Regions from separate parts of the Mus musculus genome. Here region 2 is linked to region 1. Evidence: chromatin loops called from intact Hi-C (ENCODE). Cell type or tissue: left cerebral cortex. All regions are shown on one strand.

Region 1 (2,500 bases):
AATTAAAAGCCTTAGGGTTAAAACTTCAAGACACTGTATGTAACCATGTACTGATCTTGTACTAAGTTCAGGTACTTTCAAGATGATTAGAAACGTCCCTGACAGACAGCTATGGACATCCCTCACGTTCCCAGTGTCAAATGTTCCACGGTTGGATATGTGTGTTTGGCATGTTGGTTGTTTACTCTTGGAATATCAGGTAGAGGATACAAACTGTATCAACTCGCTCAGTCCTCACAAAAGTTCTACAGGGCAAAGACTAAATATTTATGTTCACTTTCCAAACAGGGAAACAGAGGCACAGGTGTGGTTGCTAACTTGCGCACAGGAAAAAGGAAATGGAGTTTTCGGTTAAGGCCTTCAGGGTAGGAATGAGGTCCCTCTGCGGGGCTCGTGCTGACACTGTAGCATGGTAAAGAATACGGTACCCGTAGGTAGCAGGGGTTCCAACGGGGTAAAGGCATGCTCCATAGCGGGGAATGGATTCTGTATGGAAAACAAAATAAGTCCCAAGTTATTTCCCAAACGTAATTCTGCGACAGGAGTAAGCATCCCGCAGCAGGCACTTTGGACCCGGCACTACGGGAGGCCAGGAAGGTGCAGCGGTGGGCGGGGGAAAGTCCCAGGCAGAGGCTGGAGAACCTGGAATCTCAAGCGAGCTCCAGGCTCCAGCTCCGGCCACTGCCTCTATTCACCCAGACGCCCCAGCTTCCATCCGGGGACTGGCGGCGAGGGGCGGCCTCCCTCGCTCCCTCTTTCCCGCGCCCCCGCCCCGCCAGCCCGCGCCGGCAGCCGCGCACTTACACAATGGCGGGTGGAGCCACGAGCGACGCGAGCGAGGGCTGCGGGAGTGACGGATCGAAAGCTCGGCGCTCGGCTGCGGAGCCTGGGGCGCGCCGCGCGTTCGCGGGAGAGGGCTTCGTGCGCGAGCACAGAGCCCCGCCTCTTCCGGAGGGGCCCCTGGCTGCCGCCTGCGTAGCTTCTAGCAACCGCGGGGTGCTTAGTACCAGCCTGCTGTGCTCAGTTCCCTGCACAGTGGAGAATTCCATCCACCTTCGCCCATCTGTTACACCCAGTCCACTGAGTCCACCTTCTCTTTCATCTTCTGCTTCCCGTGCTTTGCACAAACAGTGCTTTGTAAACATACCAATGGGAACCCTTTAAAATAAATCACCACGTTGTAGGAATGCAGCTTTTTTTTTTTTTTTTAGCAAAGCCAAAGAACCAAAATTTCACCACCACCATCTCTAAGCCAGCATAGATGAGGACTCAAAAATTCTGAGAACCTGTAGGTCTCCTGCTGGCCCAGAAATAACAGAGACCCATCCCTGCGTTTAAAAACCAGTTCCAGGTATACCGAGCTAGCCTCAAAAATCACTGTGTAGCGAAAGATGACTTCATTCATCTGGTCCTCCTGTTTCTTCCTTCTAAGTACTGCTCTTTCAATCATGACTACTATGTCAAGTTAATGTGGCTGGTGCTGGGTATCCAGCTAGTCAAACATTCTAACTGATGAACTTCCCCTTCCCCAGTCGGGTAATAGGTAAGTCCTTTTTAATCTTTTTAACTCAAACATCCATTTCTTTCTATTTAAAGATTCCAAATACACTTCCCAAACTTGGGCAATCATTATTCAATTCTTTCCAGTTTTGATGCCAACATTTTAGCTTCTAGCTAGCAGAACATACACTATTTGCCTTTCTTTGACAACTTACTTCACTTGGCAGGCATAATGTCCTCCCGTCCCATCCACATCTCTGTAAATTCCATTATTTCATTATTTTTATTACTGAAGAATGCCATTTCTCTATTACAATATCTTTGCAAAGGAATGCTACTTCAATAAACATAAGAGTACAGAGCATTTGACTGTGTTTTCCATTCTCTTTGGATGTATGCCCAGCAGTGGGATGAGTGAACCATATGGTAGTTCTATCACCTGTTTAGTTAAGGAGTTTCCATTGTGTTTTCCATAGGTCTACGCTAACTTAAACTTCCATTAACCATGATCGAGTTTCTCTTTCTCTGCATCCTTGCCCAGCTTCCTTACTTTCCCTTTGTAAGAATCCTTATCACTGTCCCTCTCTTCCATCTCTCATCTCTCTCATGTTGATATCCTGTTGTGGTTTTATTTTAACTCCCTGGGGATTTGCGATGGCGGGCAGTATTGTTTATGCTTTTTTGGCCATGTATGCATCCTTTCTTGAGACATGGCTATTCAAGTCATTGGCCCACTTCTAATTTAGATTATTTGTTGCCATGGTTGTTTGGAAAAGTTGTTAGATCTCAAACCCATGACAAAGAGCCAACATGGACCTGGTTGTCAGGTTCCCTCTGCATTGCTCAGTTCCTAGCTGTTTCAGGGTACGGATGGCATACCCCACCTCCTACTCTAAATGTCTCCAGCCCTTCCCATATAATCCAGCCATTTTGCATACCTGGTCCTTTTGTTTACCATCTCCTCTCCTGCCTCTCCCTTTTCCCCTCTCCTCACAAGTGT
Region 2 (2,500 bases), 150 kb before region 1:
ACACAGGAGCCTAGCATGGCTGCCCTCCAAGAATTTAAACAAGCATCTAACTGAGACAGAAGAAGATACTTATATCCAAACAATGGTCTGAAGCCAGGGACCCCTGTGGTTGAATTAGAGAAAGGCTTGAAGAAGTTGGGAAGATGGAGACCCCATAGGAAGATCAGCAGTCTCCACAAACCTGGAAATCCCAAGATCTCTCAGACATTAAGTCACCAACCAGGCAGTATACAATAGCTGGTCCAAGGCCCCATGGCATATATAAAACAGAGTACTGCCTCAATGATAGAAAAGGTACCTAACCCTTGAGAGACCTGAGGCCCCAGGAATTGGGGAGGCATGGCAGTGTGTGGGGGCTTATGGGGGCGTGGGGACATTGTTTTAGAGATGGGGAGGAGCAGGAGGAATGGGATGAGGAACTGTAATAGGAAAGAATGGGAGGGGGGAAATGACTGAACTGTAAAAAAGATTAAAGGTAATCTTTTTGAAGAAGAAAAAGAAGGAGGAGGAGGAGGAGGAGGCGGAGGAGGAGGAGAAGGAGAAAATAGTAGCACAGAGAGAGAAAAAAAAGAACATAATTTTATCAGAACTGTTATATAGAGACAGGTCACACAGAGAGAAAAGACTAGACATAGGTTAAGATAGAATGAGCCAGAATGAGAAGGAGCCAGAAATTAGAACAGATTGTCAGACTTGAGGTTAAACAGAGCAAAAGGTCAGAGGACAAAAAAGGAAGCCAGACTGAATCAGTCAACTTGGGGAGGAGTTTTATCCAGAGCAACTGAGTTGACCAGCAAGCCAGAGTTCAGAAAGAACTAGAAAGAGCAAACTCATTCAGCAATATGCCTCAGGGCTGAAAACAGTATGGGCCTAGATAAGAAGCTAGAAGCTTATAGGTTTAGCAGACTGAGGCAGTAACCCTTGGACACAAGAATTACATCAGGCAAATAAATGTTACTATTACAAGGACTTTTTTCCAACCATCTCCAGAGAGACTAGGATGCCCATGGTGAAGGGATTGGAAGAGTGAAGATATTCATGGGTAATGATGCCTACTTACCTAGTACATTTAGACAGCAAGACTTAAGTAACCAAAAATGCAAATCCTATGCAAGGAAAAGGAGATGATAGTATTTCTGGATCACGAGAAGCACTGCTTTCTTTTTGAGAAACTAGATGAATGGGCATAGCGACTAGAAGAAATCTTGGATTCCAGGACAGACTGCCTCTTTATCAATGTCCTACTTCCACCAACTCCTAGCTGTACTACCTGATGTAAGTGATTCAGCATCTTTTCTTATTTTCTATATGGTACAGTAATATTTCTATTAAGTTGCTGCACAAACTAAATGAATTTTTAGATGGAAGTACATGCAAATTGGTATACTGTAATACCTTAAAGTGTGTTGTTACTATCTTAGTTAGCTGTATTTTAGAGCAGTTTCACCTACACTCTTGACTAATTTTAGAGTAGGTTTGGCTTACATCGAAATTAAAAATTACTGTCTATGTGTTCTGACACTGGTTATGCACAGCATTCTCCACTGTTAGCATCCTCCACAGAGTGGCACATTTTTTATAGCTGAATAGAGACACATGTCCTTGTTGCCCAAAGTCCATAGTTTACCCGAGCATTCATTGTCAGTGTTGTAAACTCTATGAGTTTGGCCCAATATGTATAACTATATTCATCATCATATCATATGGTGTATTTTTAATGCCCTAAAATTTCTTTTTAGATATGTTATTTTTCCCCATGGGTTTTAAAAACAAGAGTAGGAGTATATACCTTTCATGAAAAGTTTCTGAAACAATCAAAGATGCTTAGCAGCATCCAGGTACAATTTTAGCCTAGTTAGAAACCAATACAGAAGAGCAGGTGCTGTTGAGTTGTAGGTAGACATTTTGGGGCAAAATACATTTTAAAATATTAAGGTAAATTTCTACCTCTTTCAGATTTATTTAAGGTAACTCCCTTGTGGGTTTCCAGAGAAACTCACATAATCTCATGTCTTTTTTACATGAAATATTATATAAGACCTTGCCACTCTAGTTTTAAAAGAAGGCTTAGTTCCTGCTTCTACATTGACAGCCTTCTATTTACTAGGGATGCCAAGATGAATGGACACAGATGTGAGGATTCACTAGGTCACCATGTTAGCAGGAATAAAGAGGAAAGTCCAGATTGAATTGTTTCTATCAAGCTCTGCAAACAAGTACGAAAGAAGAAAGAAACAAAACCTCTGGAAGGTGAGCAGACAGGGAGCCCAAGCGAGTAGGTTCCTTCTACCAGTGATTCAGGAAAGAGAGAGTGCCAGAGACCCTTGAGAATAGTGTGTGAAATACAAGAGGATTGAGGAGGGCAGGCATGCATTGAGGGGTCATGGGGATCTCACTTGGTAGGGCCTGTGATTAAAGAGCAAAGGCTCTTCCTTCCTAAATACCTTAAGGATATTAAATCACTTCAAACAGTTTCAAAAAATATACATGCAATCAATTC

The links. A loop is a pair of places that touch in the nucleus more often than their neighbours do. Peaks named below come from ENCODE experiments on the same cell type or tissue, not always from the same donor. Only the 100,000 strongest peaks of a DNase experiment are listed, where the experiment ranks them.
Region 2: it touches region 1 in a loop (2.7-fold over the local background); 2 of 42 quality-filtered maps call a loop at or near these places.

Annotation. Positions count from the first base shown.
Region 1 is chr6:43,665,332-43,667,831 of GRCm38, forward strand. Tpk1 (thiamine pyrophosphokinase) reads right to left here and starts at 947. Exons shown (of 9, transcript NM_013861.4): 1 at 805-947; 2 at 429-486. The coding sequence starts at 471. In left cerebral cortex, a CTCF peak has its summit at 969; DNase peaks (open chromatin) are centred at 902 and 1,930; H3K4me3 peaks cover 1,416 bases; H3K27ac peaks cover 1,735 bases.
Region 2 is chr6:43,515,932-43,518,431 of GRCm38, forward strand. The region is part of intron 5 of Tpk1 (thiamine pyrophosphokinase); the gene reads right to left. Among named protein-coding and RNA genes, the nearest start is that of 9430018G01Rik, 75 kb to the left of the region's middle. In left cerebral cortex, no CTCF peak of the experiment used is centred here; DNase peaks (open chromatin) are centred at 1,120 and 1,489; H3K27ac peaks cover 517 bases.